Regions from separate parts of the Homo sapiens genome. Here region 1 is linked to region 2. Evidence: chromatin loops called from intact Hi-C (ENCODE). Cell type or tissue: heart right ventricle. All regions are shown on one strand. Links, peaks and the distances in the headings refer to the core of each region. The heading gives the core; the rest is flanking DNA.

Evidence for each region. A loop is a pair of places that touch in the nucleus more often than their neighbours do. Peaks named below come from ENCODE experiments on the same cell type or tissue, not always from the same donor. Only the 100,000 strongest peaks of a DNase experiment are listed, where the experiment ranks them.
Region 1: it touches region 2 in a loop (3-fold over the local background); 12 of 110 quality-filtered maps call a loop at or near these places.

Annotation. Positions count from the first base shown.
Region 1 is chr12:131,270,648-131,278,984 of GRCh38, forward strand. It overlaps LOC107987177 (a long non-coding RNA gene), which reads right to left and starts at 2,837. Exons shown (of 2, transcript XR_001749181.1): 1 at 2,718-2,837; 2 at 1,523-2,598. In heart right ventricle, for the core only: no CTCF peak of the experiment used is centred there; no DNase peak of the experiment used is centred there; H3K27me3 peaks cover 1,018 bases.
Region 2 is chr12:131,398,178-131,406,514 of GRCh38, forward strand. No RefSeq gene overlaps it. Among named protein-coding and RNA genes, the nearest start is that of LINC02370, 55 kb to the left of the region's middle. RefSeq lists a silencer at 2,508-2,685. In heart right ventricle, for the core only: no CTCF peak of the experiment used is centred there; a DNase peak (open chromatin) is centred at 4,213; H3K27me3 peaks cover 440 bases.

The DNA.
Region 1 (8,337 bases), core at 72-8,071, 130 kb before region 2:
TAGAGACAGAACTTCTCACAGAAGCACAACCTGGATCTAATTCCCAACGCTGGGCCCCACCCTGGCTGCTGCAATCCACTCAAATGAACACACGTCCCTTGATTTGCACAGTGGTGTCCTAGGCCAGGTCAAGACATTCTAGCTCCTGGAAATGCGGTGTGTTAGGAGGGCCTTTCCCAAACATGATTACCTCAGAGAGGGTTCTTGCCGTCTTGCTCGTGATGTGTTTATAATTGCTGGGAGCAGATTCCTCCCATTGTCCCCAGGACACAGCAGAGGCCCCAACCTGCCCCATAGCCCAGAATCAGCACCACACACTCAGGCATCATGGAGTGACTGAGGTGATTCCCTGCAGGGGCTCCGGGGGCTTCCACCCACTCACAATAAACCCACACCATGTCCCATGGACTGTGAGGCCCCCATGGCCCAGGCTCCATCTCCCCCTCTGTTTATTTTGCTTCAGCCTCTCTGGCCATCTTGCTGTTCCTTGAATGCTCCAAGCTCACTCCACCCCAGGGCCTTTGCATTGCTGTGACACCTGTCTGAACACTGCTCACAACCCTCATGCTTCCCCTCCCCAGTGAGTGTCTACTCAGAGAGGCCTTCCTTGACCTCTCATTGAATGCAGCCTCCTCACACCAAGTCACACTCACATCACCATCTTGATGGTCTTCATGATACTTGTCACTGTCTAAAAGTATTTGCCTATTAGTTTATGGTGTTGTTTCTGAGTCCACTGCTTATGGGACGAGGCGCTTGCTCTGAATCCCAGCACTAGCACATCCTGTGTGCTTTTAGGAAGGTGACCTAACTTCTCTGTGCCTCAGTTTCTCATTTATCAAATGGAGATCATGAGCACTTACCTCAGGTGATGTCGTGTCAGTTGAGTGACCTGACATATGGGAGGTGCCCAGAATAGCATCTGTTGCATATTAAGGGCTGTGTAATGTTTACTCAGATTGCTACTACTGTGCCTGCTTCCTCTGCTGACACTGTCATGATCACCATTATCACCATCATCACCATCACCACCATCACCACCATTATCATCGTCACCATCACCATCACCTTAATTATCACCATCACTGCCATCACCATTACCATCACCACCATATCACCACATCACCATCATCATCATCACATCACCATCATCATCATCATATCACCATCATCATCATCATATCACCATCATCATCATCACCATCAGCAGCACTGCCATCATCCCATCACCATTACCATTATCTCATCACCATCACCAACACCATCACCATCATCACCATCATCCCATCACCATCACTCTCATTACCATCATTATCACCATCATCATCCCATCATCATCACCATCATTACCATCATGACAATCATCACCATCCCCATCACAACCATCACCATCACCATCATGACCATCATCATCACCAACACCATCATCACCATCATTCCATTAGGGAGCACAAGCTCAGTGTGACCTGTGAGCTGTTAGTTGACTCTTCTCAGCATCTGGATCTGTGTCTGGCACATAGGATACAGGTAGGGTATTTATTGAATGAACATGGGAGTTATAAAATGAGTACCTGGGCAAATATCCAGGTTGCGGTGGAATTCTGCTGCAGTGCCAGCATTACAGGGAATAGACAACTAATTGCTGGAGCCTGACATTACAGGATCAAAAATAAAAACCACCCTTCTGCCCACTCTGGATGCTCTCCTCGCCTGGCCTTCACTCCCGGCACCCTCTGAGTCACGCGGGGCTCCCTGCAGCCTCATTGATTAAATGCCCAGACACACCTCCTGATGGATTTTGTATCAATACATCCTGCCCTGGAAGCAGGCTTGGGCAGGAAAGCTCACTAAATAAAGACATCCAGTGACAGGTTTGTGAGCCTGGGCGCAGGGAGGCAGGGGAGGGAGCTTCCATCTCATCAACCGAGGCCAGAGGAGGCCGAGCAGGAGATGTGGGGCCTGAAGCCTGCACTGGCTCTGAGTTAGAGAAGCCTGGCTCCCGAGAGCTGATTCTGGTGAGGAGCCCTGAGGTGGTTCAGAACTTCAAAGGAGGCTGGGAATGTCAGTCAAGTTCTGAGTTTCCATCCCATCTGCCTGGAGAGGGCCAGGAAGAAGAGGTGGGGAGGATGTAGGGGTGGCTGTCCACAGTGCCTGGCAACCAGGACATCAGACAACATTGTTCATACAATTTAGCCCTCTGGGTTACAGTAGGAATTTGGTTATCTAATATTAATAATACTTTACTAAACCAGATCAAGAAAATATATGTCTATGTATCATTCATGCTTCCAATAGAAAATTATCATGGAAAATCGTACTTATACCTCCCTTTGATACGTGTTTGTTAAATTGTTAATATCCTTGCACATCTTACACCCCAGCAAATGATACAGATCTTTCCTCAGGATTCTCTTCTTTGGATTTTGAAAGTTCAGTGGGGTCCTCAGGTTTTCACATATGCCCAGGGGGGCCGGTCTCCGCCGGCACTCAGCTCCCAATCACTTCATTCATTTCTTCAACGCACACAGCCGGCCTCTATTCTGCTCGGGGAACACCATGAGTTGGGAGGGAGCTTTGCTCTTGATTTCCCAAAGGAAGCTGGGGAGAGAGGGAGAAAGAGAGAAGGAGACAGAGAGAGAGGGGAAAGTGGGTTTTCCTTGGGGGAACACAGGTGCTGTCGAAAAATGCAGCCGAGTATTCGGGTTCACAGTGCTTACCAGGGACCATAGGATTCGTGCCAGGCAGGCTCCCCATCTGCAAATCAGATGAACTTGGCCAAGATGGACAGGGAACTGCAGGTTGGAGAGGAGGCCAGAGAGAAGGGCCTTATCCCATGACTCTGTGCTGGGTACAAAGGTGGGGAGACCTGACGGGCCCTGGCTCTTCCCAGGTGGAGATTCATATCAAACCCACACCCACCCTCCATATCACACCACACCCACACCTCTTATCACACCACACCCATCCTCCATATCACACCACATCCACCCTCCATATCACTCCACACCCACCCTCCATATCACACCCACACCCACCCCCACATCACACCATGCCCACCCCCTATGCCCTGGCCCCCGGGATGGAGGGTGGGCTGGGCAGGGCGACTCTGACTGATGGACGCTTCTGGATGTTCTCCACGTGCTGCCTCTTAGTCCTGGTCTCTGACCTTGGAAACAGAACACGGGCTGCGGCCCACAGATGCCACTAATATTTTCTGTTGCGTTTGTCAAGGGAAGCCACAGTTGGAGATTGGGACTGGAGAAAGGGAAGCTTTTCCACCCCTGCAGGGAGGGAGACTCATCCCAGGTCGCACGGACTCCCAGACGCAGAAAGCCCCCCTCTGCACACCTGGGCATGTGGCCTGGGGTCACCCTTGCCCCGGGTTCCCAACGCCTCCTCTCTGCCCAACGCCACTCCCATTCCCCCCTAGAAATGGACTCAGAGCTGCCTGAATCTGCAGAGCTCCCAGAGATGAAGCCGCTCCTGACAGCCACTCACAGTAACAAGGGCAGAGCCCAGGGAAAAATGCACCATCACGGGGAAGACTCTGCAGGGACAGGGCAGACCCGAGTCCCGTTGGGTCCCAACCCTGGCCGCCTGCCCTGCATCAGAGGTTCCCAAAGCGGCGGACACGGGCACCCCTGGGAAAGGCAGCCTCCACCTCAGCGTTCGGCTCTGGACAGGGATGAACAAACATGTGCACCTGAAGCCCTCCCCTCCCCCTGCCAAGCTGTTTCGAAGGCAGGTGGTCTGCAAGCCACCCCTGGGGAACATGTCCCCGGCCACACCAGGGCCACACCTCAATACCTCCTCCCTGGGACTGAGCTGGGAAGATATCTGGGGCTGGCACGGAAGAGTGTGAGCCCAGGAGCAGTTTGTCACCTGGGTCATTACAAGGAGGATGCGTCCCTTGGAATCAACAGTAGCTCTTTAGGACAAGGGAAAATTGTTGTCCAAATAACTTGGCATCTTAGCAACCATGGAACATTGCTTCATCCTGTCCTTGACAGGGATGTCTTGTCACTTAATTTCAAATCCCTGCCAGAGAGCTTTTGAAATATGGTCTGTGTGTCCACTGTATTACAGATGTGCACACTGTTTGCACACACCTGTGTATTAGTGGCACTAGCGTTTTACCAGGAAAATGCTGGGAACCTTTAGGCAGCCAGGACTGCTATCAGCACAGGTCATTTTCCTCTCACCATCACATTAACTGGGAGCATTAAATGGCCACGTAAAAGTCACAGCCGTCGCTGGGAAGGACAGTGTCCTCACCCACCCGTGTGCTCTGGAAGTCAAAGCGGAACATGATGGAACATGATCTACGGGTGGAAGGCAGCCTGTGCTCCCCACTGTTACTAAATTAACCGGCCTGGCGGTGAGCGCAAGCATTGAATTATTGAACGCAGAAATGCTGGCCCCATTTAAGCGGACTTCCTGTAAAGTCAGTGCTGGGGAAAAAGGTCACAGCAGAAACCGCGTGGAGATGAAAGAAACTCACACAGAGGCTTGGCCCAGTGGTCGCGTGCCACAGCCAGAGGAAGAAGAGTGCAAACATCTGATACTAGAGGAGCAGAGAACCCCAGCTCCCCAACTCACTGTCGGCCGTGGGTCCCAGCCTCAGAGGGGTTTTTGTTCCAATTCCTGAGGGAGGATCCTGAAGCAACGCTGATCTGATAGGAGCTTCCGAGAGGAATCTCAGCCAACACCCATTCTTTCTACAGCTGCTCCGGCACCTGCTAACCTGGTTCTAAGGATCTGTCTCCTCACTGTGACCATGCCAGGGTGCAGGTGGCCCACCAACGACATGAAAATGCCACATGCCATCCACGTAGGGTCGCTGGGCTATTTGAACTTGAGTTCTCTATTCTAGGTTTAGATTTTGGAGACAGAAATGAACCCTAGATCTTCAGACCTCAGTCCAGGACTCTTCCTGACTGTGAACCGATTTCAGACCAAATTTCTTCCCTCAGGAAACTGAAGCAGCCACCCAGCCTCCAGCCTCCAGGCCTCCAGCGTGGCGTGGCTGTGTCTGCCTCAGTGGCTTGGCTGTGATTGGTGAGGCTCTCCTCACTTCTGTCTTCACTAAGCTGAGATTCTCTGTCTCTAGGAGCCTCGCCCATGAATCAACACAGTGAAGTGAGACCCAGTTGTCCACACAGACCCCAGGCGAGAGCCTGCTGTGATGGCCTCTACCAACGGGAAGGCGGTGCTCTTCTCCAGAGGCTGAGAACAAATCCCCTTTCTCCAGGACAGAACTTCAGCGCCCATGGCTAGGGCTTACAGCTCTTTCCCACAGCCTGGCCTTGAGGACCCCAGCTGGGGACCCCATGAGCTGCCCTCAGGGGTCTGAGCCCAAAGGCTGGCAGGTGGGGCAGATCTGGTCTGGGGCCCTGGGAGGGAGGCTGGTGGGCTCTCTGCTCTCCCTTTGGCTGCATCCTCTGCCCATGGGAAGGGACCTGCCCGTGTCTGGGGTGTGAACCTAGAAAATCTGAAGCAGGTCTCAGTTAATTTAGAAAGTTTATTTTGCCAAGGTTGAGGACGCGCCCAGGACCCAGCCTCAGGAAGTCCTGATGACATGTGCCCAAAGTGGTCGGGCACAGGTTGGTTTTACACATTTTAGGGAGACATGAGACATTAATCAATATGGGTAAGAAGTATATTGTTTCCTTCTGGAAAGACGGCACAACTGGAAGCAAAGGCGGGAAGACTCGAAGTGGGGAGGGGGCTTCCAGGTCACAGGTAGATTAGACACAAATGGTTACATTCTTTGGAGTTTCTGATTAGCCTTTCCAAAGGAGGCAGATCAGATATGCATCTATCTCAGGGAGCCGAGGAGTGGCTTTGAATAGAATGGGGCAGGTTTGCCCGAGCAGTTCCTAGCTTGACTTTTCCTGAGTGATTTTGGGGCCCAAGATATTCTCCTTTTCCAAGGGGAAGGGAGTTAGGGCCAGCATCCGTGGTCAGGAGGCTGCCTCTGTTCCCACAGCTCCTGTCCTTAGCACTGCCCACACCCCATGAACTCAGGGCCCACCGTAGGGCGGAAGCTGTGTCATCCTTGCTCGCACCTGCACCCATCACCTGGTGAGCGGCACTGGAGACACAGCCCTGAGTGTGGGCATGGACTCCCCAGGGCCTCAGCATCCTGCTGTGCAGGTCACCTCCAGGACACCAGTGTCGTCTCTGCTGTGCTGTGGGGTCACCTCCAGCTCAGCCTGGGGACTCAGGACACCAGTGTCGTCTCTGCTGTGCTGTGGGGTCACCTCCAGCTCAGCCTGGGGACTCAGGACACCAGTGTAGCCTCTGCTCTCCTGCGGGGTCACCTCCAGCCTAGCCTGGGACTCGGGACACCAGTGTAGCCTCTGCTCTGCTGTGGGGTCACCTCTGGCTCAGCCCGGGGACTTGGGACACCAGTGTTGTCCCAGCTCTGCTGCGGGGTCACCTCCAGCCTAGCCCAGGACTCGGGACACCAGTGTTGTCTCTGCTCTGCTGTGGGGTCACCTCCAGCCTAGCCCAGGACTCGGGACACCAGTGTTGTCTCTGCTCTGCTGTGGGGTCACCTCCAGCCTAGCCCAGGACTCGGGACACCAGTGTTGTCTCTGCTCTGCTGTGGGGTCACCTCCAGCCTAGCCCGGGACTCGGGACACCAGTGTAGCCTCTGCTCTGCTCTGGGGTCACCTCCAGTCCAGCCCGGGGACTCGGGACACCAGTGTAGCCTCTGCTGTGCTGTGGGGTCATCTCCGGCTCAGCCCAGGACTCGGGACACCAGTCCTGAGTCACGCAGGGCTTGTTGCCTGTGCTCTGCTGCTGTAACTTCCAGCTTCAGCTGCAGGAGGAGGAGGAGTTGGGACATCAGGAAAAAGGAATTGAGCTCCTTTGTAGAAAAGCTCAGAGGTTTCCAGAACGCAAAGCAGGCCTCCTGCCTCAGAGCACACCCTGCAGTTGGAATAGCAAAGCACTGGCTTCCTGAACCCCAGCCCCAGTGGGCGCTCTGCCTTGGGGAGCAGCAGACTCCAGGCTTCAGGGTGAGAACTCTCTTCTCTGCTTGCATTATAAATGTGGATCTAACAATTACAGCTGATTAGCATGCAAAAGACAAACAACATTTGGCAGAGCCTCCTTTCACCTCTAATGGTTCCCATCTGAGCTGCCCAAATGGTCGCCTGGCACCTGATTTGAGTGGGCCCAGGGGGTTTGCTCTGCCCCACGGCTGCAGGGGGGAGATGGGGGAGGCCCGTGAGGGAGGCAGCAGCTGGAGCCCAGAGGACTCCAGGCCTGTGGTTCCTTCTGTCCGAGGCCCCAGGTTTGCCTTTTCCCCAGGTTTCAGAGTCTTCCCGCACTTGTTGAGTGATGCCCAGGATATTTTGTCGTGAAAGGAAGGAGCCAGGAGGGCGGCACTGCTCTGTCTTGGCAGGAACCGGAGGACCTGTCTGGCTGATTTTTGTGTGGCTGTTGTAGCTGTAGCTTTGATGGTTGTGCTTAGGTTTTGGGGTACAGCAAGGTCACTCGGTGTACTGTCACCCAGCCCATGAGAGCACCCAGCAAGGTCACTCGGTGTACTGTCACCCAGCCCAAGAGAGCACTCAGCAAGGTCACTCGGTGTACTGTCACCCAGCCCATGAGAGCACCCAGCAAGGTCACTCGGTGTACTGTCACCCAGCCCAAGAGAGCACCCAGCAAGGTCACTCGGTGTACTGTCACCCAGCCCATGAGAGCACCCAGCAAGGTCACTCGGTGTACTGTCACCCAGCCCAAGAGAGCACCCAGCAAGGTCACTCGGTGTACTGTCACCCAGCCCATGAGAGCACCCAGCAAGGTCACTCGGTGTACTGTCACCCAGCCCAAGAGAGCACCCAGCAAGGTCACTCGGTGTACTGTCACCCAGCCCATGAGAGCACCCAGCAAGGTCACTCGGTGTACTGCCACCCAGCCCAAGAGAGCACCCAGCAAGGTCACTCGGTGTACTGTCACCCAGCCCAAGAGAGCACCCAGCAAGGTCACTCGGTGTACTGTCACCCAGCATGTGAGAGCACCCAGCAAGGTCACTCGGTGTACTGTCACCCAGCATGTGAGAGCACCCGTGCACCCTGATCCAGCCCCTCGGTCAGGTCCCACTGCCCTGACAGCTCCCTGATGTGGATGCCACAATGAGAGGCGTGTCCACAGCAAACGGAAAATGGGCTGGGATCCCTGTGGTCACTTGTTCGCTTTTCGGGGCTGGCAGCTGGGGTGTGTTCTTAGGGGTGATCTGCAGCTCCAAGCCGGACTCTCTCGCCATAGCTCACAGTAGCACGTGCGCGGTCACTCTCAGGCAGGAGCCACAGCACAGCCTCAAGG
Region 2 (8,337 bases), core at 110-8,109:
GTAAATTTTCCAAACTTTTATGCTCTGCTTTTCTTTTAAACATACGTTCCAATTTCAAACCATCTCTGTGAGCTCATATAACTGTATGCTTTCAGGAAAAATCAGGTCACTTCTTAAATGCTTTGCTGCTTAGAAATTTCTTCTGCTAGATTCCCTAAATCATCTCTCTCAAGTTTAAAGTTCCACAGATCTCTAGGGCAGGGGAAAAATGCCTCCAGTCTCTTTGCTAAAGCATAGCAAGAGTGGCCTTTGCTCCAGTTCCCAATAAGCTCCTCATCTCCATCTGAAATCACTTCAGCCTGGACTTCATTGTCTATATCACTATCAGCATTTTAGCCAAAACCATTCAACAAGTCTCTAGGAAGTTCTAAACTTTTCCACATCTTTCTATCTTCTTCTGAGCCCTCCAAGCTATTCCAACCTCTGCCGGTTATCCAGTTCCAAAGTTGCTTCCACATTCTCAGATATCTTTTAGCAATGTCCCACTACCTTGGTACCAATTCTGTGTATTAGTCTGTTTTCACACTGCTATAAAGACAGTACCTGAGACTGGGTAATTTATAAAGAAAGATCTAATTGGCTCACAGTTCCATATGGCTGGGGAGGTCTCAGAGAACTTATAATCATGGCAGAAGGTGAAGGGGAAGCAAACCACATCTTACATGCTGGCAAGTGAGAGACAGTGAGGAAATGCCACACTTTAAAACCATCAGCTTTCATGAGAACACACTCATTATCACTAGAACAGCATGGGGAAAACAAACACCCCCGCCATGATCCAATCACTTCCCACCAGGTTCCTCCCTCAACACATGGGGATTGCAGTTTGAAATAAGATTTGAATGGTGACACAGAGCCAAATCATATCAATGGTGATGGTGATGATGATGGTGATGGTGATGATGGTGGTAATGATGGTGATGATACTGGTGATGGTGATATTGATGGTGATAATGGTGATTTTGATGGTGATGATGATGGTGTTGGTGATAATGGTAATGATGGTGATGGTGATGATTTTGGTAATGATGGTGATGATGATAATGGTAATGTGGAGGTGATGATGGTGATGATTATGGTGATGGTGATAATGATGGTGATGGTGATGATAGTGGTGATGATGATCATGGTAATGTGGAGGTAATGGTGATGATTATGATGATGGTGATGATAGTGGTGATGATTATATTGATGGTGGTGATAATTATGTTGATGATGATGATCATGACAGTATCAGCAAGGGAAGCAGGCACTGTAGTAGCAACCCAAATAAACATTGCATGGGTTATTTTTACCAGACACTATTCTAGACACCTCACATATGTCAGGTCACTCAATTGACACCACAACACCTGAGGTAAGTGCTCCTGATCTCCATTTGATAAATGAGAAGCTGAGGCACAGAGAAGTCAAGTCACCTCCCTAAGGGCACACAGGATGTGGCAGTGCTGGGATTCAGAGCAGGCACCTCATCCCAGAATCAGTGGACTCAGAAACAATGCCCTGAGCTAATAGGTAAATGCTTTCAGTGACAGTAACAAGTGTCATGAAGACCATTAAGAGGGTGATGTGAGTATGCCTTGGGGTGAGGAGGCTGCATTCAATGAGAGGTCAAGGAAGGCCTCTCTGAGTAAACACTGGTTGGAGATAGGAAGGATGAGGTTGTGAGAAGTGTTCAGCCAAGTGTCACAGCAAGTGCAAAGGCCCTGGGGTGGAGTGAGCTTGGAGCATTCAAGGAACAGCAAGAAGGCCAAAGAGGCTGAAGCAAAATAAACAGAGGGGGAGATGGAGCCTGGGCCATGGGGGCCTCACAGTCCATGGGACATGGTGTGGGTTTATTGTGAGTGGGTGGAAGCCCCCGGAGCCCCTGCAGGGAATCACCTCAGTCACTCCATGATGCCTGAGTGTGTGGTGCTGATTCTGGGCTATGGGGCAGGTTGGGGCCTCTGCTGTGTCCTGGGGACAATGGGAGGAATCTGCTCCCAGCAATTATAAACACATCACGAGCAAGACGGCAAGAGCCCTCTCTGAGGTAATCATGTTTGGGAAAGGCCCTCCTAACACACTGCATTTCCAGGAGCTAGAATGTCTTGACCTGGCCTAGGACACCACTGTGCAAATCAAGGGACGTGTGTTCATTTGAGTGGATTGCAGCAGCCAGGGTGGGGCCCAGCGTTGGGAATTAGATCCAGGTTGTGCTTCTGTGAGAAGTTCTGTCTCTATACAAGTCAACAGCACCATGGGAGCTCTGGTCCCTTCCCAGGTCATCAGGAGACTTTGGGGTGAATTTATAAGTAGAGGCAGCTGAGCCCTTATGAAGTTATCCTAGACATCTTGGAGGCCTGAGTGGGCCACATCTCTGCAGGCAGGACCACCAGGCAGGGAGTGGGCAGCTTTGTTGTCAGGGGCAAGGCTGCAATTAAACATCTCATTGCCCTGGCTCCAGCTCCGGGACTGCCTGCAGGAAAACCAATGATCAGAAATGCAGCTGGTGGGGTGCCCAGACTCCTCAGGGCCCTGCCTTCATCTGATGATGCTGCTGAGCTTTGCACATGAACTGTGCCATCCCAGGAGGCTGTGCTCTCATGAGGAGGTGTGTGACTGTCTTAATGAGATGTCCCTGGCACTGAGCCAACCTAATCTCAGATCCTCAGGGTGAGTTCTTTGAGCTCTGACTGTCATCATCCCCTATGACAGCCTGGCTGAGTCCTGGGGGATGGGTGCTCTGACACTCAGATCATGGATAGGGCTGCCATTGTAGAGAGGAAGACACCAGCATGCACCAGCCCACACCCCGCCCCCTTCATCCTCTTCTGCCCCTCACAGGCCTCATTGGGGAATGCTTGGAATTATTCCAGGACAGCTTTGTCCTTTGCCCAGTGCTGTGTCCCCAGGTAAACAGTGGGTGCCTGCAGAGAGAGGTCCTCACGGGGACAGAGCCTGCAGTGCCACAGGGCCCATGCCACCTCCCTCCTGGGTACACTTAGAGCCCATTCCCAGCCTCCCTGTGTCAGGTGGGGTCAGACGACCAAGCTCTGCCCAGAGGGCAGCACTTCCAGGCAGGCCTATGGAGAAGGCCCTGCAATTCTCGCATTTTCTCTTCCTTATGAGCCAGTTAGACAGAGAGGACCCCAGGGGCTCAGAGGACAGTGGAGGGAGTCGACGCAGGAGCCCGGGCCCTGATTGACCGTGGGGGGAGGGGTGATCCTGTGCCCCACTTTGGAATGTCCCGAATGAACTTTCGACTCATACTGGTTGAAGTCCCTGCAGGAGTGGGGTCTGCTGTCAGGGTCTGTCGCCCACCCTGACCAAACAGCCATGAGTCCAGACTCAGTTCCTCTCACTGTGGTCTGAATGTATCAGCTCCCCTGTTCCAGTGGACATGCTCCGGGGGATTCCAATATGGGGACAAAGGAGAGAAGTCTGGCCTCCTTGCAGGAGAAAGGCCCGAAGTTAATTCCGGCTGGAATGACCCGTGTCCTCTTTCCTCCTAACTTGAGGATCTCGCCCCGCAGTGCACAGGAATTAACTTCGTTTGTGGACACTTGGTTTGATCCTGCCAAACGTCTGTTCTCCATCCCTTTGAGACAGTTCTTACCTTTCCCTTCCCCCACCTTGCCTCCGTCACCTGTGATTTGAAGGAGGCTGATCCATCCTCCATCCCAGCTCCTGTAGCCCAGGCCTGGTCAGCAGCAGCCTTGGCCCTGGACTCAGTGATGGGTTAGAGATGGTCTCACGTTCCCTGCCAGGCCAGGAGGCTGAATTCCAGAACTTTGTGGGAACTGGCAGAAGCAGGGAGCTCTCTCTCCACTGCAGTTGGGAGGCTGGTGCGGTGTCAGCCTGGGATGGCTGAGAGCATCACACAGAGAAAACCCTGCAAGTAAAGGCAACAGATGAAAGCAAGTTAAAGCTGGAGAGAGCCTGAGAGAGGATGGAAACGACTGCCCTTGAGGTCTGGACAGAGGCTCCCGTTACACGAAAGGGCGCATGAGTTTTATTTGTTTTTTCACCTAAGCCAGCTTCAGTTGGGTTTGTCACTTGCCACAAAAAGGGCACTGACAAATGTAGTTTAAGAAGAGAAGCTGGAAGCAGCAAATGCTTCGCAAAACCCAGGAACATTTGCCCTTTCACTTGCTGGATTCCATGCTGTCGCTGGAGCGAGAGCCTCTCCAGTCCTGCCCAGCTGAGTCATCACTGCTGACGCCAGTGGAGGATCTGGCAGGAGCCCTCTGCTCCTCATTTGGGCGCCCTCAGGGACATACACCCAGGGGTGTTCCAGGAAATTTAGCAGGGAAGGTAATGTTGACTTTATTTTCTTCTTTTCATGTCTTCCTAATGGACCTGTTAATCTCTGCTGTTGATTTGCCATTTCTTTCCTGCAAAGGTAAACTCTCATTCACAGGCTCATTAACCATGCGTGCTATTCTGGGCTTACTCCGTGGGGGTGTCCTGGAGTTCAGGATCATTCACAGGGGTCAGGGGCATGGATCAGGTCTAAATGGTGCCATCGATGACACTGGTTCTCAGAGAGGCCGAAAGATGCCCATCATCACCACCCAGCACTCCAGGAAAAGACTCAGCCCAACGTTCCACCACCAGGGATGGGACTCAGTGAGGGGGTGATGCTGTGGGAGCCGCCACCCCTGCTACTTCAGAGTCAAATGTCCTGTCCATGATGGGGGTCAGATGGGCCTGATGGCCAAAGGAGACTCATAGGGCAAGGCTCACAGAGCTGCAGGGTGTCGGGAGCAGATAGCAGAGCAACCACAGTAAAGTCAGGGTGTGTGTCCCGGCCACGTGAGGGGGCCTGAGACGTCCTGGTTGAGATTCGGTGCCTGGAGGAGTGTCTTCCTGGGAGCAGCTAGAGCACTGAAAGCCATGTCTGGGAGGCCTGGAGGTGTGTGGGGGGCTGGGTGCACATCCAGGAGTCTGGGGATGATGCCTGGCGAGGCCAGTGGCACATCCCACGTGCAGAATCCCGAAGGCAGCCCGTGGCCAGGCCCCCCCGTGGCACGGGCAATGGAGAGGATAGCCACTGGGCAGTCTGCCATGACAGCTCATGTTTGGAGCTGGACACATGAGTCCTGAAGGCCAAGGGTCTATTGGGGAAGCCCCGGGCCAGAGCCATCTAGAGGCAGCCCCATTTACACAGCCACAGAGGAGCTGCAGAGTCCACAGGGCGTGGGAAGACCAAGGTCTGCTGGAGAGTGTGTCAGTGGCCAGGCCTTGGTGGACAGAGTGGTGGAGCCTCCCAGGACAGCAGCACACTGGACTGACCACAGCAGAGGGGCTGACATGAGGTCACAGACACCCAGCCAGGGAGAATGTCCCTGACCTCAAAGCCCCACCCCCCAACTCACTCACTCACTTCTCACTCATTCCTTCATCAATGAGTGCTCGCTGAGTGCCAGCCAGGTTCCAGGGACTGGGACTCCCACGGGGAATTGAAGAGCCCAAATCTCTGTGTCAGGGGTCATGCAGTGTAGCAGAAACTATCAAGGGAAACAGGGAACAGAAGTAAATATAATGGACATTAGGAAATTACCCATCAGTGATTCTATGGAGGGAGGGCTGGTGCCCACAGGAAAACAGCTGTTTCCAGTGGCGGGTTGTGCCCTCAGGGTGGGTGTGTTCCCTGATGGTCACCACACCTGGGTTCCCTGGGACATGCCCCTGTGCCTGTCCCTGCCTTGGTGCAGACACCTGAGTCTCTGGGCTCCTGGATCAGAGCTGGATCCGGGCGCCCAGAAGCCATCCCTCCTGCCCCTCCCAGCCCCATCACAGCCGCTCAGCCATCATCAGACCCCTACCAGGGAGGCCACGCCAGGCCATGAATCCTCCTGGAGACTGTGCTCATCATCCTTGGGGATGCAGGACCGATGAGATGCAGACAGGACATAGCTTTCTGAAGAAGACAGAGGGATAACTGAGAGGCAGCCGTGTGACACGGGAGAAGCTCCACTGGTCAGAGGCAGATGCAAAGCCCCAGCCAGGACACAGGTGGGGCATGTGATGAAGGGGACAGGACACTACTAGGCAGGAGTTGGCTGACAGTCTGTTCTGCTGGTCACCAGCACTCAGCCAAGAGGCCTTGAGAAAGTTATCACCCCCATGTGCCTCAGTTTCTCCATCTGCACAAAGAGAAGTGTGAATGGAGCCCAAGTTCCCCTCCATTCTAAGAGCCTAGGCAAGAGGACCTTGTGAAGGACCTTCTGCCAGGGCAGGTGGCAATAGTGGGGACAAAGTGAGGGACTTTCTGAGCCTGGAGACCCCTGAGCAGGGGTTTAGAAGCAAGAAATATCCAGAAGGAGAAAATCAAGAATGAAAGGCCAAGTCATAAATTTCCCGACTGCCTCTGTCCAGAAGGTCCAGTAATTGGTCTGTCACTCATTAGGTCATCCACCCCCCCCAACCCATCCATCACCCATTTATCTATCAACCCCCTCACCCATCCATCATCCATCCATCCATCCATCCACCCACCCATACATCATTCATCCATCCATCCACCCATCTACCCATCCATCCATCCATCATCCATCCATCCATCCATCCACCCATCATCCATCCACCCACCCACGTACCCACCCATTTATCATCCATCCATTCATTCACCCACCCACCCATCCATCCATCATCCATCCATCCACCCATGCATCCATCCATACATCATCCAGCTGCTCATCCATCCATCCACCCCTCACCCATCCCTCATCCATCCATCCATCAACCTCCCCACCCATCCGTCATCCATCCATCCATCAACCCCCCTACCTATCCGTCATCCATCCATCCATCCACCCACCCATCCATCATTCATCCATCCATCCACCCATCTACCCATCCATCCATCATCCATCCATCCACCCATCCATCCATTCACCCATCCATCCATCCATCATCCATCCATCCATCATCCATCCATCCACCCAACTACCCATCTACCCATCCACCCATCCATCCATCATCCATCCATCCACCCATCTACCCATCCATCCACCCATCTACCCATCCATCCATCATCCATCCACCCACCCATCCATCCATTCACCCATCCATCCATCATCCATCCATCCATCATCCATCCATCCATCCACCCATCTACCCACCATCTACCCATCCACCCATCCATCCATCATCCATCCATCCACCCATCTACCCATCCATCCCCCCATCTACCCATCCATCCACCCACCCACCCACCCATCCATCATCCATCCATCCATTATCCACCCATCCACCCATCCACCCATCTATCCATCCACCCTTCCACCCATCCATCCATCATCCATCCATCATCCATCCACCCATCCATCCACCCATTCACCCATTCATCCATCATCCATCCATCCATCCACCCATTCATCCATCATCCATACATCTATCCACCCACCCTGCCCACCCATCCACCCACATACCAATCCAGCCATCCACTCACCCATCCATCCATCTATCATCCATTCATTAATTTATCCATTTATTCAGCGAATGTTTGACGAGTGTCTGTTGTGTGCCAGTGACTGTTGCAGGTACCATGGACAAAAGTGAACAAAGCAACATGGCCCCTCCGGAGCACTGCATTTTAATGGGGAGAAACAGGCAATAAATTAATACGTTGGTAAAATACGTACCATGTCAGGTGACGTATTGTGGAGAAACATAAATGGGGAAGTGGGTATGGAGATGCCCAAGTCACCCTGCTTCTCCCACTGAGATGAAGTAATCCGTCTCTCTCTTCTGCTCCCCTACTCCCCATCTTACCATCCTCCAGACAAAACTTCCCCAGATGTAGCCAGATGGTGTCCCTCCCACAGTGGGACACTTCTGATTCTTCCACAGTCCCTGGAATAAAATTTCTATCAAGGCTGAGGAGCCCTCTCCCCATGAGCCGACCCTACCTACCTCCCCAGGTCACCACCTGCACTGCCCCAGCCACTGGTTTCTTTCCATTTGTTAGTTCTGGACACTCACTATGGATGGCTTTTAGGTCTGAGTCATGCGCCATACCAAACTACTGCTGACTGCTGCAAACTTCTCAGAGGTGCTCAGAGCTGTGCAGTGTCTGCAGGATCCTTTTTCAGGAACAAGAACCGCCCAATAAGGAGCAGCTCTGAGAAGCCCTGGGTCTTGTTTTCTCTCCAGAAAAGAGCCTGGGTTTTACGAATATTAAGGTCTGCTCCCCATTCCTCATGGGCTCCTAGCAAGGATTCTTCCCTGAGATCACCCAGAGACTCTGAGGGTAGAATAAGCGTAAGGTTGCCTGATCTTTTGGCTGAGTTTTCCACCTGGGAGCGCTGAGATGCACTAAGATGCAGGAATTTCTCTGCCACGTGCCTC